Regions from separate parts of the Homo sapiens genome. Here region 2 is linked to region 1. A link is an interaction called in ENCODE POLR2A ChIA-PET data of the cell type or tissue named here. Cell type or tissue: PC-3. All regions are shown on one strand. Links, peaks and the distances in the headings refer to the core of each region. The heading gives the core; the rest is flanking DNA.

What was found. Peaks named below come from ENCODE experiments on the same cell type or tissue, not always from the same donor. Only the 100,000 strongest peaks of a DNase experiment are listed, where the experiment ranks them.
Region 2: POLR2A ChIA-PET joins it to region 1 with 10 read pairs; 2 of 35 experiments call an interaction of 5 or more read pairs at or near these places.

The regions. Positions count from the first base shown.
Region 1 is chr1:161,992,986-162,009,166 of GRCh38, forward strand. OLFML2B (olfactomedin like 2B) reads right to left here. Exons shown (of 8, transcript NM_015441.3): 4 at 13,312-13,488; 5 at 7,128-7,353; 6 at 4,840-5,364. Among named protein-coding and RNA genes, the nearest start is that of OLFML2B, 23 kb to the right of the region's middle. RefSeq lists an enhancer at 9,890-10,391. In PC-3, for the core only: no CTCF peak of the experiment used is centred there; DNase peaks (open chromatin) are centred at 10,296 and 11,066; H3K4me3 peaks cover 1,711 bases; H3K27ac peaks cover 2,570 bases.
Region 2 is chr1:162,071,297-162,087,477 of GRCh38, forward strand. All of the region lies in intron 1 of NOS1AP (nitric oxide synthase 1 adaptor protein), which reads left to right. Among named protein-coding and RNA genes, the nearest start is that of NOS1AP, 9.7 kb to the left of the region's middle. In PC-3, for the core only: no CTCF peak of the experiment used is centred there; no DNase peak of the experiment used is centred there.

The DNA.
Region 1 (16,181 bases), core at 7,530-12,529:
AAGTACAACAAAGCAAAGTGCAATAAGATGGGGCATGCCTGTATGTCTTTACTTACAATAGCATGGAACAGCAAATAAAAAACACCATAAGGAGAGAGAGACAGAGAGAGAGGCACATACACACCATGAATGGAAGAAGAGGAGCTTTATATTTACTACTCGGCATGGCACTTTTCCCCTGCCTTTTGAGCACGGGCCCCACATTGTCATTTTGCACTGGGCCCCGATGCTCTTGTTGGCTCTGGTTCTTCTCACTGCAGTGCTACCTTCCTTCTTTGCCTAGCTAATTTCCCCTGATGCTACAAAACAGCTAGGCCAGCACCTCTTTCTGGAAGAGGGTCCTGGGCTGCCTCAGTCTCCCTCTGTGACCCACTGTGGCCTGTGCCCCCCAGTGCTCACCACCCTGCGTTGAAGTCATGTGTCTGTGTTGGTCTCAATACAAGCTGTGCAACTCCAGGGCAGGGCCCCTGCCGTATCTGTCTTTGCATCCCTGACACCCACGGCACTCACACATCCTGAGTGTGTGATGGTCCACTTAATACTGGAGCAAATCTGAATATTGTTTCCATGCTTAGAGCCCTCTCTATCTCTTTTAGCATCGAGTCCCTACTTCTCATTCCCTTCATCATCAGGCCCCGGCTCCCTACCCTGGAATTCCATCACTCTCCCTCACTCGACCCCATCTGTGCTGGCGTACCTGGGCTGCCTTCCATTCCCTGCCCAACCTGGCGCATGCTCTTGGCTCTGCCTGGAGAGTTCTTCTCTGCCCTCTGAGCCTGGTGAGCTGGAGAACACCCTCAGAGAGGAGCCCCATGGCAGAAGTGATACGACGCCCCTGGACAGCATGCATCCGTTGCCAGCCACACTTCCCATGTGCTCGGCCACTTCAGTCACTGCTGCCTCCCTGCACCTTTGGGAAAGTGACCACTTCTTGCTCACTTTGGATCTTTGCAGCCGAGCACGCTGTAGTGGTAGATGAATTATTAATACTAGATGACTCTTTATCCTCATCAAAAGGCTTAGACTTCAGTCCTTTACCACCTGCAAGGGTATATTTTATCCATTTTATATCCTTATTTCTAGGGCCAGAGGCCCCTGTGTTATACGATGACTGGATTTCCAGTTTTCTGAGCAAGTTGGGTTAGGAGCATCAGCAAAGAGACTGAGACCAGTGGAGCTGGGGCTGTGGAGCTGGGGCTGGGGGAGCTGCCTGTCTAGTGACTTAGAGTCTGGGCTCTGCAGAGGCTCTGGAAGCTGTCCCAGCCCACGTCAGCATCGCCTTCCTTGGGCTGCCCCAGACCAGCCTCCCTGACACGAGACAGGCAGGACTGGCCATCACGCCCCATGGTCGGCACAGCTGGCCAAGCCTCGGGGTGGTTACAGTCATCTGCTTTGTGGGGGAGACATTCTTCATAGTTCATGGTATTTTCTAGATTCAAATAGGAGCCAGGCTCTCTCTGGTATTGTTATAAACTGACTGTCCTCTTTGTCTGCTCCTGCCACCTGCCCTCCCCCACTCCAAACCAGCCCCTTCTACAAAATGCATCAGGAATTGTAGTTGCTAAAGTCTGGGAATCTGCAGAGCCTTGGCCATGTGGCAGTTTCATTTCTCTGCAGTAGCCTGAGCTATTCCCAAAGCCAGGGCTGTCCCGAGCAGAAGCGCCTTCTCGGATGGTACCAATCCTACCCAAACCCCAGCTCCAATTACTGACAATATTTTTCCTCTCCCTGTCCTAGAGCTACACTACGGCCAAATGTTTCGTTTGCACAGCCAAAAATGAATTCTAATTTACTTGTTTTTGGATTTTTTTTGAACATTTTATAACTCTCCTGAGGATAATGGTAGACATTTTAGGGCATCACAAAATCAGGATTGGAAACCATGGGATAAAAATCTTTCTTTTAAAATTAGTGCTGTTTACAACCACATCTTAAATAGCTCAAAAATCAAAATTGCTGGATTCATCAAACAGCAAACAAGCTTTCCCAGGTAGCAAATCAGTGGCCCATGTCTATTTCAGCCAAAAGCTTTTTAATTTTACTGATGACTGGGAGATGTCATCACATCACGGTCTTTCTTGGCCAGACACAGGCAAGTCAGGGGTCTGCAGAGAATGTTAGGGTATGAAAATCTCATCCACACCAACAGCAGCCAGAGGGAGGCATTTGGCAGTGATAAACTATTGAAAATAATTCCCAGAAACAAACTTGTTGAAGCTAGACAATGCCTAGACAGCCAAAGCTTTCTTCTCTGGGCCACCCCTCCTCTCACCCCTTGGCATTTGAAGAACACACTACATCTGTGTCCATGTCTATTTCTTCTGCAGTCGACATAAGAGGTGAGAACCCCAGCTCCTCTGAAAAATGCCACGGGCTAGTCTTTAAGCAAACCTTACATCGTCAGCATGATGATGCTATTCTAGTTAAACAGAATATTGAACAAGAGAAAATGTCATTCCTACCACCAGGTAAATGGCTGCTGGGACACATGGCTTCTCTGGGCATCAGCATCTCAATTAGGCTACTGGAGGGGGAAAGAGTTATAAGTGTCCCTGAAAACACCAGAAAAGCCTGCTGATGGCAAAGTCCTGGGGAGGCAGTTGGGGAGAGGCTGGGTTCTGGGACCCAGGTTGGTAGGTTATGGAGAGAGTGAACAACTCACTCCTGGCTAGCAAGTCACCGACGGAAGAGGCTCCCAGGCTGGCAGACACCATTGCCTGATGGCTTGCAAGGTGTGTGGGTCCTACCTGCAGCCTGTCTTCACTGTTAGCATTCTGGAAAACTGTGGTAGGGGTGACAGGGGCCAGATTCCTAAATATTTGGAGGGATGTTCCCTCTCACCCAAGGGTGACAGGAAGCTGAAATGGTAGAAGTATGGGGGCCCAGGGAAGTTCACTTCCATGGCAAAGGGAGAGATGGAGTGTTGGGCTCAGGGCCTGTTCTCAAGAGCACAAAGGCCAGGCTGCCCAGAGCTGGTGCACAAGTGGTAGCCTCTTCTCTGACCCCAAGGCAGTCTGCAGAAACACAGCAGGACCCCTGCTTCAGAAACTTAAACATTCTCTCCTGCTCCCACCCTCACCTCTAAGGCCCAAGAACTGCCTTCTCGCTTAGCTTCCTCCAGGCCAGCGTTCATGAGATTTTGCCCTGGGGTCCATTTCTATGGGCTATTTCACTGCTGTCATTCTGCCATTATTCTGAAACTTTCACCCAACAAGAATCTTTATTTACAATAGCATGGAACAGCAAATAAAAAACACCATAAGGAGAGAGAGACAGAGAGAGAGGCACATACACACCATGAATGGAAGAAGAGGAGCAGAATCATGACCTGGTAAACTTCCTGCGGAAAACCATAGCATATACTGAGACCCAGAGAAGGCAGAGATTTGGCCAAAGTCACACAGCTATCAATGGCAGAGAGCAGTGTCTGACTCCTGGCAGGTACTCCTTCACCGCTCTGTCTCTGGCAGCAGCTGGTACCTTATGCTGAGGAAGGATTGGGAATGAGGCTGCCAAGGGCAAGAAAAATGGGAGAAGGGAAAGATATGTATAAGGCAGGCCAAATCTTCTGTCAAATCAAGTGTATTTTTCAACAAATATTTTGATGAAATTATTACTCAATAGTGTTATTTTTCAGTCATGATCAGTGGTGATTTAATGAATGTTTGGTTTAGTTCTTTTTGGAAAAGACATTTGTAACTGGCTCCCATTTTTCCTTTTATAGTTCCTTTTTTCTCTACTTTCCTATTTCACTGCTCTGCGTTCTCTTGGGCCACGGAGCTCCCAGGCACAGAATAGGGCTGCATTCTCCATGCTTCTGGAACATACCTTGTTTTTTTAGACCTAACAGTCAGGAGGCTTCCCTTCTCTGCTTAGAAAACTCCTATTCAGGCCCAGCGCAGTGGCTCACGCCTGTAATCCCAACACTTTGGGAGGCCGAGGTGGGGGGATCACAAGGTCAGGAGATTGAGACCATCCTGGCTGACATGGTGAAAACCCGTCTCTACTAAAAGTACAAAAAATTAGCTGGGCATGGTGGCGGGCACCTGCAGTCCCAGCTACTTGGGAGGCTGAGGCAGGAGAATGGCATGAACCCAGGAGGCGGAGCTTGCAGTGAGCCAAGATTGCACCACTGCACTCCAGCCTGGGCGACAGAGCGAGACTCTGTCTCAAAAAAGAAAAAAAAAGAAAACTCTTATTCATCCTTCAAATCCCAGCTCAAATGACACCTCCTTAGAAAAGTTTCCCCAGCCTTCCTGGCAGCCAGGCCAAGCTAATATTCCTTCTTTCTTTTCTCTGTTTTTCCATTCCTCTGGTACAGCACTTGTCACATGGTGCCATGATGTTTCTATGCTCTCCATGGGTGGGGCTCATGATTTTGCACGGAGGCCCATTGCCCCAGCTATTCCCCTGCTCTCACTCTACTACAAATCTGAGACTTTCCCCCCAGTAAAAACCCTTTGTTCTTTTATGGCTTGGTAAACTTACCACAGAAAAATTCATTTATTCATCACTGGATACCTCAATAGCCATCACAAAGCCTAGTGTATGGATAGCCCTCAACAAATATTTATAAAACTAACTCCTGAAGCCAAATCTTGACTCCATTAATTTATATGTCTATTTTAGGAAAAAAGAGTCCCACCCTTGCCACTGGCACATTTTCAATAAATAAACCCTAGATGTTAAAACTAATCGTTGGTCAAAGGCTTAACTCCACTTGCCATTCCCATAAAGAACTTTGACCATCTGGTGCCTCCCTCTCCTCTCAAGATATTTCCAGGCTCAGCCTTTTACCTGAGCTGATCAGGAGACCAAGGCCAGGTACAATGAACTTACCTATGACATTCCGGATGTCATCTTCTTCTTCGGGGCTCAGCGTGGGGCTGGCAGGGGTTGTTCCCCACCCAGCAGGAGCATCTTTCCCCAGCGAGTCTGTTCTGACTGTGGTGGGAGGCACTGGGACTGTGTGCATAGCTTCCATCAATGCCTCCCTGGGAGACACTGCCGGAGGAGCTGGGGCTGCTGGTTGCTGGGTGGCTGTGTGGGCCACAGTGGTGGCTGGTACCTGAGGAGAAGGCTGCAGGACTGACTCCCTTGTGGGATCTGGAGACACCGAGGTTGTTTGGAGTGTTGGTCCCACTGAGGCATGGTTGGCGATGCTGGGATCTGAGGTCGAGGGCTGTGGCAGTGCTGAGGACCAGGGTGCGGTCCGAGCGTTCAGGTCGCTTGTCACAGCAGTGCTGTGTCCCTGACGGGTGGCTGCAGGCCTCCGGGTGACACTGGTCATCAGGCCGTTGTGTCTCAGGAGCTGATCTTCAATCAGCAAATCCACTCCATTGTCACCGCTGAAAAACTCATCTTCTGTGAAACAAACACAAGGTTCACTGTGGCACGGGAAAGAAACAACCTACAGATGACAAGAGCACATGGCAATGAGCAGGTGAATTAGAGGGTGCCTTTCCTTAACACGACGGCTTGAGTTACAGAGGGGGCCTGGCTGGGATTTTGGAAGAAGGTGTACAGGAGCGCAGGTGGAAGGACATTGAATTTCCAGGGGGTTTCTCTGAATAGACTGCAGCCATGCTCCCCCCAGGACTCAGGGGTCACTGGCAGGACGCATAGTCATGGGTCCTGAACCCCGATGGCTGGGAGTAAGTGAGTCATCCAATCCATCCTTCCAGCACATGTTTATGGAGTATGGATAACAACAGCAAGCAAAACAAGGATCCTTGACCTCACAGAGCTTCTATATAGTGGTGGAGACGCTTGATAATAGACAGGATTGTGCACCTGAAGGTGCTATGGGGAACAAAATGTAGGGTAAAGAGGGTCAAACAAGCTAGAAGGGAAGGGAAACTTGCAGAGAAGAATAAAGTGGTGAGGATGAGACTCATTGAGCTGGGGAGATGAGCAGCTGCCTGGAGGAGGTGAAGGAGTCAGCTGAGCAGCCATCGGGCACAAAGATTCCATGGGTGAATAACCACAGAGAAAAGGCCCTGAGGCAGGACATGCGTGCAGCGGCCCAGGAGCAGCGAGGTGGCCAGCATGACTGAAGCAGAGGCAAGGTCACAGTGAGGACAGGCGCTGGGCATGCATGACTTAGAGGCTGTGTATGGAGTTCAGTTTTTATTCTGAAAGAAATGGGGGAGGCTGCAGGATTTTGAGCAGAGATGGAATATGGAGAGGCAAACATTTCTTAGAGAGGACACAAAGAGCTCTAACCACAAAAGAAATAATTGGTAAAGTAGACTTCATGTGCTCATCAAAAACACCATTAAGGAACTAAAAATGCATGCCATAGGTAGGGAGAAAATACTTGCAATACATATGATGGCAAAGAACTTGTATCCAGAATATGTAAAAAACTACCACAAATCAATGACACAAAAAAAATGACCAAAAAAAACACATGGGCAAAATGATGACGCCAGCTACTGGGTGGAGAATAAACATGGTGGAGGCAAAGGCAGAAGCAAGGAGACAGACAGGAAGCTGCTGCATCAGCCCTGATGGGGAAGGACTCGCTCAGACATACTGGGGAGAGGGGAAGAGTCGGGGCCTGCTGGGAGTGCTGGGCAAGGAAAAGAAAGAAGACAAGAGGAGGAGGAGGAGGCGAGGAGGAGCACAGGAAGAGGAAGAAGCCTAAGGAAACAAGGTAAACGTGATGTGAAAAGGGATCGTCTCTCTTCCATGAAAAATGAAGAAGGACAGAGATCAAAGGGGAGGTGCTGGAGACTCAGACAGGAAGCTCAGGGCCCCCGGAGGGAGGAGCAAGTATTGGAGAAGCCCACCTTGTGGCTCTAAGCAAGTCAGTCTCCCCAAACCTCAGTTTTCTCATCTGCAAATGGGGAGGACTGTACTGGAGGGCACTGAAGTCCCTTCCAGCCCAGCCACACTCTGCCATATGGTCTTCTGCAAGCTCAGAGAAGTTAAGTGACTTGCCCAAGGCCACTCAGCGAGCTGTGAGGAAATGCAGTGAGAGCTCTGGATAACAGGGCCACAGCAGTAATTGGAATGCTGTGTATGGAGGGGTGTATGGCTCCCAGGAATCCAGCCCACTATGGTCCAAATGGTGACTTCCTCCCTACCCTGCCTCTGGGGCGGCCCTGTTGACCCCAACTCACGCTGCTCTTCAATGTCATTCTCTTCTTCAGAGACCTTGGCTTTATAGTAGGTGATGCCCCGGATGACAGTGGGCTGGGAGGCCGGCCGGCCTCTCAGGTGGACCTGCCTCTGCAGGGGCCGCTGTGACTTCACCACCTCAGGCAGAGCCAGGGGTCGCGTCTGCAGAAGTTCGATGGAGTTGATCTGCTGGGACACGGTTTCTTCCTGCAGAAACCGCTCTTCATACTGCTCCTCAGAGGGGACACAAGGGAAGGTCAGGTCACTGGTCAGAGAGGCAGTGGGCAGGTGGGGGCAAGGCTGGAGCCAAGGCTGTGCTAATAACAGCAGCACTTCCGAAGAGCCAGGCACTGTTCTAAGTGCTTTATACATTTACATATGTTAACTAATTTAATCTTCTCATCAGTTCTATGAGGTAGGACATATTTTTATCATGATCATTTACAGTTCAGGAAACTGAGGCACAGAGAGGTTACATAAATTTCCCAAGGTCCCACAACAGGTAAGTGGTAAGGCAGATTGAAGCCAGGATGTCTGGTTCCAGAATCAGTGTCGCTATGCTTGACGTATACTGCCCAGAGAATGCAGTCCTCCTCTTGGATCTGGCCTAGGGATGCTGGGTGACTTAGATCTGGTGTAAGTTGTTTTGGGTGAGATCCATGTGAGGGGAAGGATGCCTGGGCTGGGACATGAAGCCCAAGGACCAGGATGCACACCGCCTCAGGATGAAGCTTGTTACAGCAATCAAAATGGGCTTCCTAAAACACATATCACCCCCAGCCCCCAAACCCTTCCTCCTACATACAGAATAAAGTCCAAAGTAAAACTGATCTTGATCTAGCTCAGCATTCTTCTCTCTTGTTGCGTGCCCTGCACCCCACGCCCTAGGCACTCCAGTCACTTGGCTGACTACTGAAACTCTTGGCTCTCCTGAGCCACTGGATCTATGTTCAGCCTGTTTTCTCTGCCTGGATAGCCATTATACCTCCTTCCCCCATATATCTACTTATTTATCTACTTCTCAAGGCCCAGCTAAAATTTCAGGTCCCCAAGGAAATACTCCTGGACCTTCTAATTCAGAATTAATCAATCTTCCCCAAGCCTCATTTTGTGCTTTATGGCAGAGATTTCTCACTGATTACCCAAATTCCCTGCCCTCTTGTTCCTTACTAATGAAGACCTGGTTTTACGGGAGTGGGCATGGGACTGAATTCTGGCCAGTGGGGTATAGGAAGAAGTTGATGGGATGTGCATTTGGAAAAGTTCTGCATAAGGGGGGCTGATTCAGCTTGGAGGCATCTTTTGCTCTCTTCCTCATTTCTCTGGACTGAAATGTGGACAGAATGGCTGGAGCTGAGCAGCCATCTTGTGATCATGAGGGGATTTTGAGGATGAAAGTCACTAACGACATCTTGGAGCTGATCATGCCAGCCCTGGACTGCCTGCCTCCAGAGCTTGTTTTACGTGAAAGAACAACAAACATTTCTATTGTTTAAGGCACTGTATTTGGGTCTCTTACCCAAGCTGAACACAAGTCCTAATGAATATAAGTCTGTGCTTCTGCTGTAGCACCTCTCCTAGCCTGCTTTCCACAGGCACTATTTAGGGATGTTGCTATCTCTGTAGACTATGGGAATCTGAAAGAAGAGAGACCATTTCTTGTTCATCTTTGATTCCCCTGGATTGAGGCTCCCTAATATTTGTTAAATTGAATTTCTGAATCATAACAAATCCCAAGGAATCATCTACATTGGTAACTAACCAGCATTTAATTTTGTCAAAACAAATGATGCTCATATGGCCCGGTGACTGGGCATCTGGATGGCGCTGTGAGAGTGCCCTGTGACAGCTCTGATCATGTAGATGGACCACTCTGTCCTCCACAGAGCTGCTGCCCAAGGAGGAGCCCCTGTGTCCACAGTGTGGCGGGATCTCTGGTCCTGTGTTGGTCTGTTCAGCCAGACTCCCTGTCCAGGATTATAATCACCCACCTTTGAAAGCAAAGGACCTTGGGCATACAACCTGTGAACTGACTGTGCTCAAAGTCAGGGCCACCCCACAGGTGGGTCCAGCTGCTTTGGTGGCTCCATCAGAGAAGTGTGGGAGCCTGAGAGGAGCGTGGCCCAGCCCTGCTCTCCCCAGGACTCCAGTGGCTGGATAATGAAGAGGCGGCTTCCTGCAGCCCCCTGAACCATGAGGCCCCTTCTCAACCAGGGGGAGGTGAGTGAGCTCCCTTTAATCTTGTAATTCTAGGCCTTGGTGGAAGCCACCCAGAGAGCAGAGCCCATGTGGAAACAAAACCTGTGTTCCTAGATGCCCAGTGCCCGGAGGCAGGGCAGGGCCTTTAGCTACTCCATGTTGGCTGTAGGAACCTGGCCACCACGGCCAATGTGCTCCTTTCGCACAGGAAGAAGCAAACCAGGCTCTTGCTTTGATCTTTACAATTTGGCCTGGAAAAAGCCCTGAGTCCTCATTACCCCCAAGGACACCCCCAAGCGTGTGCCTGTTTTCTCATGACAAGAGAGTTCTTCTGGATGGCACAACCAATGGGGTTGTGTATCTCTCTCTCCCCAGCACACAGTGGTGACCGACTCCTGAAAGGTAGGGGACATCCTTCTGCCAGCCTCCCCTGTCTGCCCAGGGGAAACAGGCCGACATGCTCGGCTGTGCCTGGGGCAGCCCCAACTCCTGCTCCTTGCCCCTCCCTCAATTCCCTGTTCTTGCTGGTGATGTAACCTCCACCTGAGCTGTAGGGGATATCTGGTTGGTGGAGATGATATTTTAATGAACACCTATTATGGCCATGTCCCTTTGTATTATTTTTAACCCTTACAACAATGGGGAAGGTAGATACCATTATCCACACGTCACAGATGAGGAAACAGAGGCTCAGAGTCGTTCAGCAATTTGGTTGAAAGTCAATCAGTTAAGTGGCTGAGAGGGGCAGTTCTTAAGTCACACAACTCAGGTCAGCCCCAGGCTGCCTGCCCTCAGAGCCTGCCTCTTCCTTCCATTAAGCCTCTGCCTGCAGCTGTGACCACAGGACTAACTTGCCTGCCATCCAAAAACTCGCCTGCCTGCCCTAGTCCTCCGGGTCATGGTCTGGCTCCTACCCAGCAGACTTGGGAGATCCCTCATTTCCCACTGGGAAGAGCTGCTCGGCAGGCTGTCAGGAGACCCTGGCCACAGCCCGTGACTCAGACGCTGAACGGCATCTAATTACCGGACCCTGGTCTCCCTCTGCATTGCAAAAGCAGGTTGTCATTTCTTCGCCGCAAACCCCAGTAACTGTCTTTAATTCCAGGCTCTCAGGGAAGGGTGGGAACTGCAGTGCTTTCTCCCAGCCAAGGAGATGGAGCAAGACCATGGACAGCCCTTGCCAGAGAACATATAATTTCCACGGATCCACTGGCGACAGGCTGCACTGGGCGGCAGCGGCCCCCTCCAAGCTTCAATTTCCTTTCTCTATGAATCCAAGTGTCTGCTGTATGACTTCAGCTCCTGGAGTCGAATGTTCCTACTTCCACCTTGCTCTCTCCACTCTCACCCTGCTCTCTCCACTCCCAACCCAGCCCCCAGAGCCCCATGCCAACCCCTCAGGCAAGGACCATCTTAGAGAGAAGCCCTCAACAAATTAACACTCACCATTCCAAGAAAGCTCTGACATTATCTACAGGAACCCTGAAAATGAACAACTAAACCCAGCGCCCCTTCCACCCGCTTTTTGGCATGGGGTTCACAAAAGAGAGGGATGGCAAGATCCTGCCTTGGGGCCTCCGGCACCACTTCCCCTTTCTGCCCCACCACCCTGGTGGGGAAGGATTGTGCTAACTTCAGCAGCCTGATGAATGGGGACTGGAGGAGGGGAAGGGACTTTGCTGAGCAAGGAGAAAAAGGGTTTGGTGTTTTTTATTTGGTTTGCTGTTTGCCCTCAGGAAATCTGAGCTGGGTTCCCGAACATACCACATAATGTGTCATCAAGACAACAGATGCACTCTTAAGCTCAGCCGACTGGGAAACTGGAAGCCAGAGCAGGAAAGGGGCGCCTGGCTCCACTGGGCAGCTGAGCCACCGATGCCAGGTGGGCTGAAATAAGAGACACTGAGCCCAGGTGTAATGAGTGGGAGCCTTCAAGTTCCCTTCCAGCCCAAATGTCTTCTGGCTCCTTGGTTTATGAGCTCATACCCACTCAGAGATGATCCACCAAGCAGACTAAACACTTGCTCAGTAGCCAGCCTGTCAGGGACACCCAAAAATGAGAATCAAAATAATTTCTGAAGAAATATGATATTTCCAAAAAAGCACCAAAGTAGTCATCATGGGCAAAGCCAGAAAATTATTGGCCTTTCTTATATCTATTTTATGGTTTGGAATTTTTATTTTGAGTTACATATTGGGGAGGGTGGAGGCACCATATTCTTCTCAGGGCTTGTTACCTCAAAAGCCCCAATCTGCCTGCAGTCCTGCCTTTGGAACATGTGTGCCCAAGATCCCCAAACCCAGCTGCTGCCTGCCTGGCACCCTTTGATGAACTGCCCTACCCAAGAGTTTCAAGCCCACACACCCAGACTTCCTGCCTCTCTTATCTCAATTCTTAATGGCCCAGGCAACACAGTCCTGCACAGCAATGCTTCCCAAAAGTTCTTCATGTCACAGCATACAGACAGACCAGCTCAGGGACTCTAGCTGTCCCAGGCCCTGCTCAATCCACACTCAGAACGACTCCCCGAAGCCGAGGGGATCCCTCAATGGCCCAACTGGAACCCACTCCCTGGGCACCAGTGTGCCACAACTCTGCCATCTACCATCAACCCCTGGTAACCAGTTAAAATGAGCAAAGTCTCTCTTAAATGCTGCCATCCCCTGGCTGCCCAGTGACCCCTTTTATAACACTTGATCCAGACCCATCTTGCTAATAATGTGTCTTGCTAATAGGACTCTTCAAGTCCTGCCACCAAAACTTACCTGTTTCCTCTTCCTTTTGGATTATCTCCCAAATTAATGCCTATTTCTTGGACAACAATTCAGTAAATAACCCAATACATTAAATGGTAGCACTTAACCATTAGTACATAAACATAACTTAGTAGTAATTGGAGCCAAAAGAAACAGGCACCAAATGGGGAGGCATTTTTAAGCAAGGAGGTCTTTTGGTATCACTCAAATCACATTAGGCAGCAATCCATTCATGGGTAACTTCGTGCTAGGGACACAACTGGGTAGGAAGAAACAGAGGTTTGAGACCCTCTGCCACCACTTCCCAACTGAGAGAGGGAGACCATGCTCATAGCTGGATCTGTTTCCTTATCTGTAAAATGAGGCTATTGATCTCCGTCTGGCCTGCTTTTCTAGAGCTGTGACGACAGCCACATGGTATAGTTATGAAAATATGTAGTAAATTACAAAGTCCCCTATAAATGAGGAGGGATGGAATATAATTTGTTTCCAAACTGGGGCATTTTTTAGAGTAAAAGAGGGTGCTACTAATAACCATGCCAGGGCCAGGTACAGTGGCCCACGCCTGTCATCCCAGTGATTTGGGAGGCTGACGCAGAAGGATTGCTTGTGGCCAGGAGTTCCAGACCAGCCGCATTTACAGAAAATACATAACAAGACCCTGTATTTACAAAAAATAAAAAAATTTTATTACCAGGCATGGTAGCATGTGCCTGTAGTCCTAGCTAATCAGGAGGCTGAGGCAGGAGGATCACTTGAGCCCAGGAATTTGAGGCTGCAGTGAGCTATGATCACAACACTGCACTCCAGCCTTGGTGGCAGAGCTGGAACCTATCAAAAAAAAAAAAAAAAAAAAAAAAAATCATGCCAGGACAGCAGGAGTAAACCAGGATGGTCCCAGACAAGCCAGCATGCATATCTTCCCTATTTACAAACACAAGAGATGTTCACAAAGGTGGGATATCAGATCTTGAAAAAAATGGGGGCTGGGACTCAGACTCAGATTTCAGTCCTGGCTTCAACACTCACTGATCCTCTCTGGGCTTCAGTGTGAAGTAAAATGGAGTCAACTGCTCATCAAATCTACAGAACCTGCAGAACAATTGTATGGATGAAGCGAGCTCATCTCTGTGAAAGGACTGAAGCCTGAAAAGTTCTATGCAGAGGAGAGATGCTGATATCACACTTCCAGGGCTTGTGATCAGAGGCCCTTGGAGGCTGGGGCTATACCTCTGGGTGGGCGTAGGCTGCTGCTGCATCCCTCTGCAGGGCTGAGCGGATGTCTGGCATGCTATCTAGGATGTTTTCAGAGCAATTTTCTTTGCCTCGCTTATTCATCTCGGTTCGAATTTCTTCCATGTCCTCTTTGATTTGTTCATTTTCCTTGGTGAGGTTTTTAGACACTTCCTGAGAAGGAAAAAAAAAAGATGATCCATTAAAGCACCCTGAAGACAAGCAGGAGGCAGCTAGCAGCCATCTTCGCTCAGAGCACACAGACACAACAGACAGGCTGAGAAATCATCCAACAAGTGATTGGGGCTAGAGAGTGTGCCCAGCCCTGGGCTGAGCACCGGTACCAGGTCTCCTGGCAGTATTTCCAGGGCAGCTCAGCGCTTGGATATCCAACTACAGAAAATACTGCCCAAACTACCATAGCTTTTCTATTAATAACATTGACAAGTCTCTGGGCCACCAGGACACCAGGTTCTTTTTCTGTCCTTTGTATATAGTCCACTCTTATCCAGTGTTGAAGAACATTAAAGAATTCCATTCACTCGCATCCCATACATCTGAACCAGTAGCTCAGTTAATGAAAGAGGGGCTTTCTAAGCAATTTTGGAAGAGGTGGCCAAACAAACAAAACAAACAACAACAACAACAACAAAAAACTACTCTGCCTTTTTAGTGAGCACAAACCATTCCCTGGTACTTTAAAAGCATCATTTACATAGAAAATTGATAGGCTGGCTTCAAACTTTCCTATTTACCCATAAAAACAGTTTCACTAAATGACCCCTCACTTGGCAAATTAGCCATGTTCCAGACCTGGTTCATACCAGAGAAGATCAAGGCTACATTTCATTCAACCAACACTGGTGAGTACCTCTTGAGTGTCTAAGTGTAGTGCTACAGAAAGAAAGGCTGTAAGTATCCTTGGGGTTCTGGATCTGGGTGGGGTGGGAGAGATGGCAACTATAACTGGAGACAGACAAACCATGTCAGGTTCTGTAAATACCAAATGTGAGGTTTCCTGAGTTCAGAGCAGGAGGAAAGTGGAGGCGTCCCAGGTAGCTTCCTAGAGAAGTTGAACACTGAATGGGATTTAAATCAAGGAAAGTTGTCGACAGCCTTAGAGGTGCCCCTTTTCCTCTAGTTATTTTTAAAGAGATTTGACTATATTGAGATCCAACTTTGGCCCTCATTCTAAAGTTTCCATGAGCATCTACATTCTTAAATGTGATGTTCTCCTTTGGGCCCTGTTTATGAGGTTGAGGAAGCAATGATGTAAAATAGAGGATGTGTTTGCTTTCCATCTTTCTTTAACAAACAGACACAGGAAGTGTAAAAGCTGACATTGCCAGGCACAGCTCTGCAGCCTGGTGGGATGCTACTAACATCCTAGAGGGAAGTCCCAGTAGTGCAGAGCCAGAGGAGGTGGGCATATCCAGGCTGTGACACCCAGACACCGCGGCTCCAGAGTCTCCTACAGGGGCTGCCCAGAGAAGCCCCATAGGTGCTTGTTAAATGAACCTGGCTCCCGAACCATCAGCCATGCCATTCTTATGGCATTTCATCACATGCCAGATCCTGAGTGCTGGAAGGGCTCAGTGTGTTCCATGGCACTTAGGCTAAGCCAGCCTCTCTAAATTGCACAGAATTAACTGTGAGAGCTAAGTTCCATGAGAAAGAGATCTTGTTTTAAGAATGCTCAGAATGAGTGATCTTCCCGGGTGCGCAGTCACTCCTAGGTGTTATCTATCAGGCCGTCAAGTGTAATGGGTAAGAGCATGGATTTTGAAGGAAACCGGTTCATCCTCCATGCTGCTATTGCTAGATCTGAGATCTCAGGCACATTACTGAAACACCTCTGCTTCAGGTTCCCATCTGTAAAGTGGGGATAATACTAGCACTTTTCCTATGGGTTGTTAGGAGGATTAAGTGAGTTAATATATATGGATGTGCATGAAACATACCGGACTAAGTGGCTGCTATTTTTCATATAATGTTACAGCTGGAATGGACCCAAGAACTCATGACTAACCTCTCATTTCACAGAGAGGAAACTGAGGCCCAGAGCAAGAATGTGACTTGCTCAAGGTCACTACAAAAAAGTGGCAGAGTGGAACCAGCACCCAGCCTCCTGGCCCTTGCTTCTTCAGCTCACCTGCTGGATCACTAAGAACACCAGGAGAGGATCCCGGCACACAGACAGCTCTCAGCAGCACCAAGCATGTCAAAAAGCCGGAGAATACTTACAGTTTGGGTTCAGGATACATGACAGGATATGCATAGATGCTGAGAAATACAGAAATGTTGGACTCTCATAAATCCTCACTATTCAAAGTGTGGTGCAGAGTTCAGCAGCATCAGCATCACACAGGAGCTTGTTAAAACTGCAGATTCCCAGGCCCACTCAGACCTGCTGAATCAGTATCTGTATTTTAACAAGATCCCCAGATACTCTGTGTACACATTAAAGTTTGAGAAGCACCGCCCTAAGTGGAGAAAGCTTGGGGCACAGCTGCTTGAAAAACGGACAGAAATGTGTGAGAAGGGCTGTTTTATAGGAGCTGAGTTCTTTCTGGGACTGACGGGAAAAGTTCCTGGCCCCTTAGTGGGATTCAAGCATTTCTGTAATCCATCAGCACCTGCTGAGAGCAACACCTGTGGATGCCCCTCCTGTAGCTCTCACAGCCTAAGACAGATCACCAAGCCCAGCAGGTGCAGGGATTCAATGTGTTACCTTTTTATTAAGGCGTTCACGTGCTCAGTGCTGCACTGAGGGTTCAAGCGTGAGCAAGGCCACTGGGATCCTGCCCTGGTGAAGGGCACCCTCCATGAGGGGGAAGTAGGCAATAGACAAAGAAATAGACAAGAAA
Region 2 (16,181 bases), core at 7,467-12,466, 78 kb after region 1:
GTGGCGACAGTTTGACTCTTTGTTCTCTTTCTCTTTCTTGATGGTGTACGTGCAGGCTGTTAGCATCTCACGAAAGGATTATTCCATCAGGTGTCTTCTTCCTTCAATTCACACATTTTTCGAGTATCTGACATGTGCCCAGTGTGGTCAGTTTCTTTAGATTTTTTTCTTTCTCATGTATATGGGTGAATTGGTGAAGCTCACCTTTTTTTCCCCCTGAATAACCTTATCCCAGCCATATTTGCTGGAGCTAGGAGAACTGCCCCGCTTAGTCCCCCGAAACATTAAACCCTGCCGTGGAATGCAGAGCTGAATTACTGGGTATGGCTGGGACAGAGTGGGGCTGCAGCCAAGATCTTATCTTAGTTCTCTCATCTCTCAGAATAGACCTGGTCGGTGGGTCTAAGATGGGATGCTTGGGTTAATTTTTGCCCAGGCCTGTTGATTTGGTGAGCAGAGGTTTTTATTTTAAAGTATGAGTTTTCATCAGGGTCATGATTTAATTTTCTTGGACATACATAAACTGGGAAATTGGCTTGTGTTTTGTTTGGTTCAGCAGTACCCTATTTTACAAGTAAGAGGGTAAGAAGGGAGATAAGATTTAAAGTGTTTTTAAGGCTAAGCATGGTGGCTATTGCCTGTAATTCCAGCACTTTGGGAGGCCAAAGTGGGAGGATCGCCTGAGCCCAGGAGTTAGAGACTGCAGTGAGTTATGATTGCACCACTGCACTCCACCCTGGGTGACAGAATGAGACCCTGTCTCAGATAGATAGATAGATAGATAGATAGATAGATAGATAGATAGATAGATAGATAGAAAGTGTATTTTAAGCCTTTTTATTTTATCACAGTTCAGTCCTCTGCATTTGGTCCCTAAAACCTAGTGTGCATAAGAATAATCAGGTGAGGGGGTTAACAAGTTTGAGTCTTGCCACACCCCAATTTTAATTTGATACATCTTGGGGGAGCCCAGGACTATGTACCTTTAACGAGCATTCCAGTTGATTTAATGCAGGTGATTGTGGCCAGACTTTGAGAAATATTGGGCTTGAGGGTTGCCTCCAATTTGCTGGATCTTACTCTCCCTTTCCCAAATGTACTGTTTCTTTTCTAAGCAAATGTCTGGGGGCTGTGTGATGTAGTTCCTATAGTAACTTCCCTGGATTCACAGGCAGTGGTGGTCAGTGAAAGGAGAGGGAGCCGCAGTTGGTTCAAGCTGTTTTCCCAATGCAAATGAGAAATAGGGGACCAAGGATCCTTCTTTGAGAGAGGTGAGGCAGAGAAGAAAGGACAAAAGCATACGGTAAGGGGAGTGGTGGAACTTCTTTGGGCAAAGGCTGACTTTGAGGACCAGGTCCTAACTCCCAGATCTTTGTAATTGATGCTGCACCCTGGCACATTCAAACACCATGTTAGTCAAGACCTAAGCAGAGGTGGAAGCACGAGCTTTTCTGTCCTACATGCTCCTGGTAAGAGCCTTCTCTGGCTGTTTTCCACATCCCTGCAGAGCAGTGTCTATGCAACTGCACAATCACTGGGATTTCAGGGTTAAATCCACATCGCAGTCTTCCCTTGTTTTGGAAAAATGCAGGCTGGAAAATGCAAATGTATTATTGTTGCCTTGTCGGGTACCCTTGGAAAATGAGTGCAGCTCTTTCTCTCCCAAGGGCTGGCAGTTTTTCAGAATCAACATTGGATTGAGTGTTCCTTTGGAAGTATGCCACTCATTTTCAGGGTTCTGCAGAGATTGAAAGGTGTGGGGTTAGGATCGAAGGGCATCTGGGTGGCAGAGGTTCTGTGCACTTAAAAACCCATGCATTTAGTTATCAAGTGCAATCCCAGATTTTTTTCACCTGCAGTACCTCATTTAATTCTCACTACTTCCCTAGGAGATGGGTCTCCTTATGTCTATTTTATAAACGAGGACATAGGCTCAGGGAGGTTGTTGCGTGCCTTAGTGCTCACAGTTGTGTATGACAAAGCCAAGATTTAAGCCTGGGGCTTTGACTTCAGACTCCCAAATCCAGTGCCTTTTCATTCAATAATTTTTATGGAATATTCACTCTATGTTGGCCACGGGTTTGAGTCACAGCTCTCTAGTGGAGTGTTCTCAGGTTGCTGGCCTCTAGAACTCTGGTACAGGAAATTATTCAAACATTTATTTATTTATTTATTTATTTTGAGATGGAGTTTTGCTCTTGTTGCCCAGGCTGGAGTGCAATGGCATGATCTCAGCTCATCACAACCTCCAACTCCCAGGTTCGAGTGATTCTCCTGCCTCAGCCTCCTGGGTAGCTGGGATAACAGGCATGCGCCACCATGCCCAGCTAATTTTGTATTTTTTGTAGAGATGGGGCTTTCTCCGTTTTGGTCAGGCTGGCCTCGAACTCCCGACTTCAGGTGATCTGCCTGCCCCAGCCTCCCAAATGTTGGGATTACAGGCGTGAACCACTGCGCCCGGCTCAAACTTTTAATGCTTGGCTGTTTCCAGATTTCCCTTTGGGCTGAGAGCTGCTTGCCAGGGAAACCTGTTGTCTGTGTTCAGAGTGGGTACCTGGCTTACTGACTGATGCTGGTGGGTGGGTAAATCTCACATGCCCTGAGAGCCTGTGGCTCCTTAGTAACTGCCTCCTGATCTCCCAGTATGTCTTCCTGGTGGCCAGTGCCATCAACTGACTGTCTCTCCTCTCTTGGTGAGAAAGAGACTTTTAATGCTATGGGTACAAAGGATAATAAGAGTATTAATAATAGTTATATCTTATATCTGTAGGTGATTTTTGATTTGCATTGGACTTCTACATACAAAGACTTTTCCTCTTATAGAGACAGGCACAGGCACATTAGTGTTATCTCGATTTTTCAGACCAAAAAATGGAGATCAGAGAGATTAATTTGTCCAGAGTTGCAAATTGGTGTATCAGTTAATGATATTTATTGAGCACTTACTATGTGCCATACATTATTCTAGCCTCTGCCTCACTTAATCCTCACACTCCAGGGCTTTTGACTCCAGGTCCATGGTTCTTTCACCTCCTCCAAGGCTCACTCAAACCTGAAGTATTAATAGTTGCTCCCTTTGTAGTCCTAACACTCATTGCCTAGATTGTTCCCTTATATCTGCGTGTATGATACAGATGGTCAGAACTGGAAAGCACCATGGCTCATCTAGTACAACCCCCTCACCCCATCATTGTACAGATGAGGAAATTGAAGTTTGGAGGGGAAGTCATGGACCCAAGGTCACATAGTCAGATAATAACAGAACCAGGACTTATCCCTGGTTCCCTGGCTTCAAACTGGTTTCAGTTATCCATCACTTCAAAACAAACGACCTCAAGACTCAGTAGCTTGAAACAATAACTGTTTAATTTGCTTATGAATCATGGCTCAGGAATTCAGGCAGGGCTTGGCTGGGCTGTTCTTCTGTTGCTTATGGCGTTGACTGGATCACTCACTTTGCTGCATTCATCCACAGCTAGGCTGGAATGTTCAAGAAGGCTTCACTCATATGACTGTGCCTTGGTCGTCCTTCATGTGACTATTCTCTTCACTGGCTGGCTTGGATTTCCTCACAGCATGGTGGCCCTTTTGTTTGGCAGCTGGTTTTCAGTAGGGGGTGTTCCAAGCAGGAAAGCAGAAGCTCTTAAGGTTGGGTCTTTCTGAGTTACATAGGGTCACTTCTGCCACATCCTGTTGGTCAAAACAGGCTATTAGGGAAGAGACATAAGCCCTACTTCTTGATGGGGGAATGTCAAGTTCACATTGCAAGATTGCACGTGGGATGAGAGATATTGCTGAAGCTGTTTACCACACAAAATTCTGTTTTTTCCTCTCTGCATATATCTTCTCTGGTGATATGGAATGTTCTTTGAGGACCTTGCCTCATGCCTTGGTGTATCTCCCCCTCCCAAGCCTCAACATCAGGTACAAACATAGTCACAATGAAAAATTGTCAAGTGGAAGAAATGACCAATTGTGGAAAGTCTGAAAGCAGTAAATATCATTGCTGAGTGATTTTGTGGCTTGGGAGCATGTGGTCAGATTGAAGCTGAATTCTCTGGCTATATTTCCTTCCTTGCTACCTGGCTTCATTGGTTGATGGTTTCCCTGATGTGGATTTTAGAGATTCCAGTAACCTCAGCAGGATATCTGTGGATGCCTCTTAAACATACGGCCATGAAGGCCTCCAGATGAATGACATTTGGTCACCGTAAATGGGGTATCCCTGACTCGTCTGAGCCTGCATGGCATGGTACAGAGCTCTCAGAACCATTCCACTATACACTGGGTGTTTATGTCCCCTTTCTCCCTTCTCTCCACCCAGACTAAGGGTCCTGTCTTCCAGGGTTCTGGAACAGTAGCAATTCAGATTAAGGGTCTGATGTATTTTCTGATGTCATCATTAAGGAGGAGACGTAGTTCACTTTCTTATGCTTTTCCAGATGCTTTTAAAAACACTTATCTTCTGCCCAGACTACTTTTTTTTTTGGTGGGGGGCAGTGAGTTCCAAAGATACAGTACTGCTCTGAAATGACACCTATTTTATTTGTCCTTACATTGCTCTCAGATGTCCCAGTATGTTCCTCCACACCTGGTATCTTGGGATTTGATGGACAAATCTATTTCCACGTTAGCTGTACATTTCATGATTTTATGGCTTTCAGTCGTAGTTCCTTTGCCCACAATGTCCCAGTCCTTTTTAGTGGTCAAAATCATGCAGCCACATCTAATGATGACCTTTGCCAGTTATCTATACTAATCAGGCTTGACTCACTGTTTACTATTGCCTACTCATAATGCAGCTACTCCCAAGACTCAAACTTTCAGAATGCTTTCGCTGGCTATAATTACCTGCCTTCCCTTTATACCTTTGTTGCCTTGAGGATGCTCTTAGCTCCTCAGTGACCTTTTTGCTGCCCTTGTCCTGCTGTCTACCCTCCCCAGCAGCCTGGGACCATGCCCATGGCCGTTCCTTCCTGCCTTTTTGCCCTACCCTGCAAACTTGATCTTTGCTACTTTTCTTCTTCCTTTCTGTTTTTGGAAAAGACCATTTATATATTTTCTTTGGAGAATGTCTATTCTGATCCTTTGCTCATTTAAAAGTTGGATTGGCTTTTTACTATTGAGTTCCCTCCTTTCTAATAGTTTTATTGAGATGTAGTTCACATACCATACAATTCACTAATTTAAAATGTATAATTTAGTGATTTTTAAGATATTACAGATCTGTACTACCAGCACCACAGTCAATTTTAGAACATTTTCATCACATTAAAAAGAAACACTAGGCTGGGCGCGGTGGCTCACTGCTGTAATCCCAGCATTTTGGGAGGCCAAGGCGGGTGGATCACTTGAGGTCAGGAGTTCAAGACTAGCCTGGCCATCATGGTGAAACCCCATCTCTACTAAAAATACAAAATTAGCTGGGCATGATGGCACACACCTGTAATCCTTACCCCCTGCGTCTTCCCAGACCTGAACAGCCACTAATCTACTTGCTGTCTCTAGATTTGCCTATTCGGGACATTTCATATTTATGGAATTATACAATATGTGGTCTTTTGTGTCTGACTTCTTTGCCTTAGTGTTGTGTTTCAGGGTTCATCTATAATTTATCAGTACTTAATTCCTTTATATGGCTGGATAATATATCATTGTATGGATATACCACATTTGGTTTGTTCATTCATCAGCTGAGGCACATTTAGGTTGTTTCCATTTTTGCCTCTTAAAAATAATGCTATAAACATTCATGTACAAGTTTTTGTGCAGGCATGTTTTTATTTTTATTTTTTAAAATTTATCTTGGGTAAAAGTAAAATGGCTGGGTCCCATGGTAACCATGTGTGACCATTTGTGGGACTTCCAATGTGGCTGCATCGTTTTACCTTTCCACCAGCAGTGTGTTCATATCTTCACCAATGCTTGTTGTCTGACTTTTTGATTCTAGCCATCCTCCTGGGTGTGAAGTGGGATTTCATCATAGTTTTGATTTGCATTTCCCTTTTGAACAACATAGAATGTCTCCTCATTCCCTAGGAAGCAGACTCAGAGAAAAAAAAAAAGACCATCTTTTCATGTGTTTTTTGGCCATTTATATATTTTCTTTGGAGAAATGTCTATTCTGATCCTTTGCCCATTTAAAAGTTGGATTGGCTTTTTTACTATTGAGTTGTAAGAGTTCTTTATATATTCTGGATTCAAATCCCTTATATAGATTTGCAATATTTTTACCCATTCTGTGGTCTTTTCACTTTCTTGGTATTGTCCTTTGAAACACAAAGTTTTAAATTTTGGTGAAGTCCAATTTTTTTTCTTTTTCCCTCATTTTGAGATCCATCTGCCTTCCATGTCCTGTTAGTCTGCCCTTGTCCTCTTAATTATGCCCTTCACTCCCCACCCCCACCCTGGCACAGTTACATCTCCTGGGCACTGGCTTACTCCTCCCTGCCTAAGAGTATGCTATGGCCTTCCCTGTATGAAATACCTCTTCTTTCCACCTCTTTCTTTAATTAACATGTTGTCTTTCTCCTCCTTTCACAGCTAAGCCTTGTGAGAGAGTACTCCACCCTCTGCAGTATCTCAGTCTTCATTCAGTCCCTGGCCACTTCCTTCCAACTTCTGTCCTGGCTGCTGTACTGAAATTGCTCTGCTGCCCCCTTCTCTATCCTCATCCTTTTTGACTTTTCTTCCTGAGCTGCCTGTCCTAGTCCTCTGTGGAATGCCTCATTGGGCTCTCTGTGCCTGCTTGCAGTCAGCCAGCCCCTTGCCCCTGCCCATACCTCCTTCTTTTGTGGCTGTTCTACCTCCTCCCTTTGCCCTCTACTGTGAGTGCTCCATTCCCTCTCCTTTGGATTCTATCTACTCCCACTCTTCTGTTATGCAGGCTGCTGGCTCTCTACTTCAGTCCAGACTCCACATCTTTATGCGCAGCTTCCTGCTGGTCATCTGTACCTGAATGTGTTGCTGTCCCTATCACTCAACAAGCTGGAAATCAAATTTCTCTTCTGACTTCATTGTCTTTTAACGACCCCACCATCCTCTTGGGCACATGGGCCTGACACTTTAAAGTACCCCTTGTATTCTTTGATTTAACAGCCAACTCAAATTTGCTGTTTACTGGGTACCTATGATGTCCAGGCTCTACTCTCCTGTACCCCACATCAAGTTAGGTGCCAAATCCTCTTGAATGTTCCCAGTGACATCCATCCACCCACCCTGGCTGGTCCATCACCCGTTCAGATGCTCCACCCCCTCCCCTGTTATCAGGGCCATCAATAACCTTCTGAAGGCCTCCAGTGTCCCACTTGTTCTCTGATCCCCCTCATCCCTTAAACTTTTGCCCTATCAATTTTCTTGAAATGGTTATCCTCCCACTCAAAAACATGAAAAGTTTCTGTACCTACTATATTAGAACCAAAATTCTTAGTATGATATTCAAGGCTGTTTTTGAACAATTCCCTTTAATCACCCTGGGCTTCAACCCAACTGTAGTACCCACCATTCCCTTAACCCTCACTGCAGTTTCCCACCCCGTTCACAAGTCACTCTGTGAAGTGGATGTTACCAGTCCCACCTGCTTTGTATTAGAGCTGCTTGTCCTGTCCAATTTTCATCCCTACATTGTCATTGTCAGGGTCCATGTCACTCTGCCCCCGTGTCTTCCACAGCCCTGAGTACAGTGCCTTGCACATAGAAAATGTATTTTGAATGAAAGAGATGATCCCTATAAGATGGCCAGGACCCTCCTGGGTCACCCAATGGTGAGAGGTGCCTTAATTGACTCTCCACTCCTCCCCACCATTTCTCTTGCTTTAGTCTAGTAACTTCCGGTTCCCAGTGGCTTGAGGGACCCCCCAGCATGGCCTCTTTCTGATACCCCCAATCTCACACAGTGCTGATTCCTTCCAATGAAAATACCAAGTAAGCATTTTTTTTTCCTGAATTAAATAAAATTCCACTGATGGATGTCCAGTGGAATTAGAATCTGAATATAGAACATATGGCCAATTTCAGGAGTAGGTAATTGTCATTTCTCAATTGTCATTTATGTAAGAAACATTTTCAACTTGTTTTCTCATTAATGAATTGATGTCTTTTTTTTTTCCTAATTCATGGTTTATTTTCTGTAATTTGCTACTTTGCAATTTTTATGACATGAATTTGGTTGGTAGCATAGCATGGCATGAATTCAGGAGCCAAACTGTGTTTGGGTTCAAATCCTGGCTCTATCCCTCACTTGCTACTTGACTTTGTGTGAGTTATGTAACATCTTTCCTTTAGCGTTCTCATTTGTAAAAAGAGGATACAAATATCTCATACTTCGTAGGGTTAATGGGAGGATTGAATCAGTAGTACCTGTAAATGGCCTAGCACCGTGCATGACACAGAGTTGGCTGCTGTTTTTATTATTGTTATTAAGTCCTACAAGTTGCAATTTAGTTTCATCTGTGCATGGTTTTAATCTATAGAATATTCAGACACTCTGTTCTTTTATAAGTCAGAGGCCTAGTCATGTATTATCTTCATTATACATGCCTGCTTAAAAAATCTAGCTGCAGCTACTCTGATTCCTAAAGTTGCAAATCAGACAGCATGACTACTTTGTGGGCTTAAAATAGCTGTCAGCCTCTTTGGGAAGGAATAAAAAGGGGTTAACTAGGTTCTGGTGCATGCCACCATCACATTTGTTCCAGCCCTTTAATCCTTGTCAGGATTAAAAATCACAGAATCTTAAGTACGGTATTGTCTGTCTTGTCTTTCTCTGAATTTCTTGGATAAATATTTCTTTAAGCAGAGGTAATCTAAGCAGAAGGAATCTTCTATCATGGGATTAATTAATACCTTGTGATGCTTACATTTCCCTTTACAATTTTTATATTCAGCATCATGTTTCCTTTTAAGCACTGGAGCAGTTGGCTTTAAAAGTTATTTAAAATGGCACTTCCAGCAAGTTCAGTGCCCAGAGGGTGCTGGAACACTTTAGAATTCCTACTCTGTTAGTTAGAAAACTAACCCCTGTTAGTTTTCTCTAGTGAGGCTTCTGTGTCTTACCCCTTTATGGTCCATCCATGAAAACTGAGGAGAGTGGCTACCCCCATTTATTCTTGAAACGAAGTGCTTTCCAGGGGGAACTTGTTTAAATGAGCAGCGTTGAGTATTGAATAAGACCTGGGAATCCCTACCAAGGGGCCTGCCCTTGGGAGTAAGGGGGTGACCAAGAAGGGAGCACTCCCCTAATCCCACAGCACCCTGTAACATTCTGAATTCCCTTGGCATGTGAGTGTGTTGGGGAGAGAGAAAGGAGACAGGAAGGAGAACATGAGAAGTGCTGTTTGCATGCTTGCAGAATTATCATGCATCCCATGTTCTGTGCTTTTCTTCCCTGCTACTTCTGTGTGTGCATTGCTTGTCTCCTTAATTAGGCTACAAGCACCTCAGAGGTCAAGGGGACTCCCTAACTTACTTGCCTCATGCTAGCCACATCATAGAAAGATAACATTATAATTACTGTCATTTAGAAAGCGCTTACTGTGTTCCAGGCACTGTGCCAAGCTCTTTCTATGAAACGATTAATTTAATTCTCCCAACAACCATGCTAGTTAAGGTATTATCATTATTTGTATCTTATAGATGGAGAAGCCAAGGCATAGAGAGGCAGAGTAACTTGCTCATGGTCTACATCTAGTAGTGGGTAGATCCCAGAGTCAAACACAGGTAGTGTGGCTCAGGGTGTCTCCATTGTTAACTCTTGTGCTGTATGTCATTCAAAATACCAAGAGCTAATGTTTATCAAGTGCTCACTGTGTTCTGTGCATTGTTCTAAGCATTTTACATGTATTAACTAATTTAATCTTTACAGTGGCCCCTATCCCATGGGGATAGGTTTTATTGTTCCAGTTTTTCAGAGGAGGGTCTTTTAGGTTGGATTGAATAGGCAAATGGTCTGTTAAAGGTGACCTTAGTCCTTTCCATTGTGGCTATGTCCGGGACCCAGGTCTGCTGTTCTGTGCCATTGGGCAACGGGTCACCTGTAAAGACTTTTCTGGACCATGTTGATGTTGTCCAGATAAAGAAATGAGGCATCAGTGAGTAGGTGGAAATGCTGGAGAATGGGAAGGAGAGGAGCTCTGGGAGGCCCTTCCTGGAGGGTGTTATTCTTGGCTGGGCTCTTGCCTGTGCATTTCCTGTCCAGTGTGGCATTTCACTCCTTTCAATGCCCATGCCCTTTTCCTTGCCTTTCCCAGCTTTTTTTTTTTTTTCCTTTTGAGATGGGATTTTACTCTGTTGCCCATGCTGGAATACAGTGGCATGATCATGACTCATTGCAGCCTTGACCTCCTGGGGCTCAGGTGATCCTCCCAGCTCAGCCTTTCAAGTAGCTGGGACTACAGGCATGTGCCACCATGCCTGGCTAAGTTTCATATCTATATCTATATATCTATATCTATATCTATAGATATATATATATATATATATTTTTTTTTTGTAGAGATGGGTTTTCACCATGTTGCTCAGACTGGTCTGGAACTCCTAGGCTCAAGTGATCTGCCCACCTCAGCCTCCCAAAGTGCTGGAATTACAGGTGTGAGCCACTGTGCCTGGCCCCACTTCTATTTTTTTCCTTTATTCCATTTTTGAAAAACCTTTTATTTTAAGCTCAGGGGCACATGTGCAGGTTTGTTGCATAGGTAAACTTGAGTCATGGGGGTTTGTTGTACAGATTATTTCATCACTCAGGTATTAAACCTAGGACTCATTCGTTCTTTTTCCTGATCCTCTCCCTCTTCCCAACCTCTACCCTCTGAAAGGCCGCAGTGTGTGGTGTTCCCCTCTATGTGTCCATGTGTTCTCATCATTTAGCTCCCACTTATAAGTGAGAACATGCAGTATTTGTTTTTTTTTTGTTCCTGCATTAGTTTGCTAAGGATAATGGCTTCCAGCTCCATCTATGTCCCTGCAAAGGACATGATCTCGTACTTTTTCATGGCTGCATAGTATTCCATGATGCATATGTACCACATTACCTAGTCTATCTATCATTGATAGGCATGTAGGATGGTTCTGTGTCTTCACTGTTGTGAATAATGCTGCAATGAACATACACATGCATGTGTCTTTATAATAGAATGATTTATATTTCTTTAGGTACATACCCAGTAATGGGATTGCTGGGTCAAATGTATTTCTGTCTTTAGGTCTTTGAGGAATTGCCACACTGTTTTCCACAATGGCTGAACTAATTTATACTCCCACCAACAGTCTATAAGGGTTCCTTTTTCTTTACAACCTTGCCAACATCTGTTATTTTTTGACTTTTTAGTAATACCCCTTTTGACTGGTGTTAGATGGTATCTCATTGTGGTTTTGATTTGCATTTCTGTAATGATCAGTGATGTTGAGCTTTTTTTGCATATGTTTATTGGCCCACCTCTATTTTTGAGGACAAGTTCTCTCCACCCAGAGGCCCCATGGTGCCTCTGGTAGAGTACAAAACGCTGAAAAGGTCATTCCCAGAGATGTTGCCTTTTGGATTGGAAATCTCAGTCCACCACGCACAATGGAAAAGCTCCTTGGTTGTGTCCTTTTTTTCTTTTTTTTTTTTTTTTTTTTTTTTTGAGACGGAGTCTCCCTCTGTCGCCCAGGCTGGAGTGCAGTGGCGGGATCTCGGCTCACTGCAAGCTCCGCCTCCCGGGTTCACGCCATTCTCCTGCCTCAGCCTCCCAAGTAGCTGGGACTACAGGCGCCCGCCACTACGCCCGGCTAATTTTTTGTATTTTTAGTAGAGACGGGGTTTCACCGTTTTAGCCGGGATGGTCTCGATCTCCTGACCTCGTGATCCGCCCGCCTCGGCCTCCCAAAGTGCTGGGATTACAGGCGTGAGCCACCGCGCCCGGCCGTGTCCTTTTTTTCTATCTTGACTGTAAACTCTTTGCTTTTTCTTTTGGTTTCTTTGGGTGGGAAGAAGCACTCGTGTAGAAGCATTTTATTGTTCTGCGGAGAGGAAGATTCATGTCTCCTGTGGGCCAAGTGACAGATAACATATTATCTTGAGTCCATGCTATTTTCCATAAACACACATAGCCTCCACTGTAACTACATTTTCAAATTGGCAATTTTTTTATTTGGAGACAGGGTCTCACTATATTGCCCAGTCTGGTCTCAAACTCCTGGGCTCAAGCAATCCTCCTGCCCTGGCCTCCCAAAGTGCTAGGATTACAGGTGTGAGCCACTGTGCCTGGCCTCAAATTGGCTCTTTAATGTGGCTAGATTTCTTAAATTTGGCAGCCCAGGTTAAACAGACTATATTCTGGGCACCTGTATCCAAAATATGATTGAAATTTTACCTTTCCTCAAAGTCACGTAAATGCATTTTTTTCCTCCAGATAAGCATTTTGCAGCTTCCACAGATGAAGGAAATTACCTGCAAATTCCTTTGATTAATTACAGCAGGTGTTTTCAGTCTTTGGAGTAATCAGAATCACCTGAAAACTAATAAAAATACAGAGGCGCAGGCTTATTGAAGTAGCATAGGGCCTGAGTGTCTTTACCAAGTTTTCCACCATGTGATTCTGATGAACACTTCAGTTTGAGACCCACGGCATTAGAGCACTGGTTCTTAAACTCAGCTGCTCATTGGAATCTCTGTGGAGTTATAAAAACAAAATAATAGCTAAGTACTCCTAGTGATTTTGATTCAGTTATTATGCAGTGCAACCTGGGCATTGTGATTTTTCTATCTTCTGTGTCTTTGCTGAGACTTTTGACTTTTTAATTGGTTTCAAGCATATTCATAATTGCTTGTTGAAGCATTCTTAGGACTGCTTTAAGACCCATGTCAGGTAATTCTAATATTATCTGTCATCTTCGCGTTGGCTTCTGTTGATTGTCTTTTCTCATTCATGTTGAGATTTTCTTGGTTCTTGGAGTGATGAATGATTTTTGATTGAAACCTGGACATTTTGGATATTATGTTATGAGCTTTGGATCTTATTTAGATCTCCTGTTCTAGCAGGAGAGCCTCACTACTCTCAGGTGGTGGTAGAAGTCTAGGTTATCCACTAGGCCTCAGCTGATACCACCCTGGTTGGAAAGGGCAGGGGCAACTCATTACTGATTCCACATGACAACCACTAATGCTGGCCTTAGTACCACTGGGGTGGTGGCAAAAGTTCAAGGTCTCCACTTGGTCTCCTCTGACACCCCAGCAAGGAGGTGGAGGAGGCCTTGTGTTGCCAGGTGAGGTGGATGTTCCAGCTTCCCATTTGGTGTTGCCACTATCAGGAGGGAGGTAAGACTGGAACATCTTATTACAGCCTGATGAAGGAGAAGTCCAGTTTCCCCACTCGGTTGGTGAGATTGGGCCACAGTTTTTTTCTCTTCTCTTTTTCTTCTTTTTTGAGACAGGGTCTCACCCTGTCACCTGTGCTGGAGTGCAGTGGCATGATCATGGCTCACTGATGAAGCCTCAACCTCCCAGGCTCAAGTGATATTCCTGCCTCAGCCTCCCTGGTAGCTGAGACTACAGGTGGCCTGGCTAAATTTTGGATTTTTTGTAGAGTTTTGCCATGTTGCTCAGGCTGGTCTGGAACTCCTGGGCTCAAGTGATCCACCTGCTTCAGACTCCCAAAGTGCTAGATTACAGATGTGAGCCTCTGTACCCAGCCCATAGTGTTTTCTATGGTATTTTTCTGGAGTGGAGCTGTTGCTGTTGAAAAATTTTTATTGTCATACTGTGCTGCCCCTTTCCTGGTCATTTGGTTAGAGAGAACAGGCTTTCTTGGGACCTTTTTTGTTTTGTCAGTGTCTATTGGTGTTTCCAGGTCTCCAGCTTCTCCAGCAACCAGTCTGGGAGATGTGAGGCAAAAAGAAAATGCAGGGAACTTGCTGCTATGCCATCTCTTGGGTGCTGAGGTCCCCAGCTTGTCTGTCTTCTCTCCATCTTTCAGATTCTTCTCCTGCTTGTTTTATGTATAATGTCTGGAGTTTTTAGTTCTATTTCAGAGGAATAGGGGAAGGTATATCTAGTTCATTTTTGTGGAAGTGGGAATTCTCCATATTGGGAGCCTCCCCAGATAATTCTAATCAAATCAAATCAAGCAGGAAAATTTAAGAATCATAGGGTGAAAACATTGGAGCAGGCAAAGGAAGTTTCACTGGGAAGACCAAGAAGAACTGGGGTCCTCCCCAAGTGGTGGTCTTTATGAATCACTGTGTACTCCCTCATAAATTCTTATTTCACTAATATCCACTTTCCTCCCCTGGGTTTGTTGCATTCTCCTTAGATTTCTTTCTTCATATAGCCCTTTCCGAGTCTGACTCCTGTTCCCTGAATTTGCATTCCTAAATGCAGATGTAGAAATGGATCCAGTCTATAGGAAGCATTTATTGTGCATCTACCATATTTGGGACACAGTGCTTAGTGTTGAAGGCCAGAGAGAGATGAGACAAGATGGTGACTTGAAGGATGTCAGCCTCACTGGGAAGATACTGACACGTGGAAAGATAGGCACATTATATTATTAGGTATTAATCACATACTATGTGCTGGGCATTCTGCTTGGTGTTTTATAAACTTTCTGATTTAATTCTTCCAACTGTGCTGCCAGATGGGTGCTATTTTTCCTCTTTTATAGTTGCTGCTACTGAGGGTCTGTCAAATCAAGTGACTTGCCCAAGTTCACTTCATATCCAATTCTGGACAAAAATGAGCTCAAGGCTTTGGTGCTGAAATGAGGTCTTGCTTTTCACATGCAGCCCTGTTCCACTGAGCTTTCTGTAGAGCATACTCATGGGTGCTGCTGCGATGGGGCAGAGCTCATCCATTTTCCTGGACCCAGAACAATTTTTGGAGGCAGCTGTTAGTGGACTAGTCTGTGGCTTTGGAAGGGGTATTTCAGGGGTTTTAAATGATGATTCTTGAGGTTTTAAAACATCCTTAGCAGCTCTATGGAGAGTGGTGGAGGGGGCAATAATAGGCCTGGAGAGAATGTCTAGGAAGCTCATCCTGTACTGCAGGCACGAGGTGGTAGTGGTCGGAGCTAGGGATATTAGACAACAACTTCCTTTGTGTTTCCAGGCTTTTGTTAATATTTATCCACTGTATATCTGTTATTTCTGTCTTCTATACCCTTCCTTGCCCACCCTGAGTAGCTTTCCCTGGCTGGTGAGATCCTTAAAGAAGCACTGTATCTGACTTGCTTTTGAATTTCCAGAGCTTAGCACAGTGCCTGACACCTTATAGGTGTGCCATTGGTCTTGAATGAATGAATCAATGCATGAAGTTGATGACAGTCTGGGTACACTGCTTCACTCTTCACCACATTTACTGGGGTGCCTTGGCCAGGAGTGGGATCTCCAACATGGCTCTTACCCACTGTAGTGATTTTGCTTCCCCTGACCAGCCGAACTGTCATCTGAGTCATGTTGGTTATATTTCACAAAACAATTTTATGTAGAGAATCTGATGTTTAATGACTTTCCCCTCCCAGCCATTCCCTTGACAGGATGGTAAAGAGGTTTATGGTGTGGGTCTCATTTTTCTTTTACTAAAGTTGAACTAGCTTGTGGCCTGAAGCTGGCTTTGTAGTTGTAGGCATAGGATGCATACAACAACTCCACGCTCATCTTGTGAGGGTTAGCTCAGCAAATACTAGTTTCTCACCCTCGTCCAACTGTACCTGTGTGCTTCCTTGTATTGCCACAGCACCATTTGACTTATAGTAGTGTTATTTGTGTACCTAGCATAGGGCCCCAAAAGGTGGTTGAACTTTTGTATTTTCTGCAGCAGACAGAGGGCCTGATATATAGTAGCCACTCAGTAAAGACACACAGGGTTGGATGAATTCAGCAAGAGTTTGGTGTGTTAGAGTGAGGCTGACATCCCTTGAATGCTATGGATGTCCAGTAGCTCGTGACAGTGATGCCCCTTAGTGAGTCTTTATTTCCTCTTTCCAACAGTAGCTTTAAGTTGTTTTCTGTTAAAAATATGTCTGAAGCATACACTTGAGGCTGCTGACTCACCTCTTCTAGGGCAGTCTGAATGCATTGGATGTGCCATGTGGGAGGGAGGCAGCCACCTCCCCATTCTCATTTACACTTTTTTCACTTTACACTAATTTGTCTACTCTTTATTCAGCATGGAAGCTGGGGTCTGAGAGACTGGAATGTGGCCTGGGAGA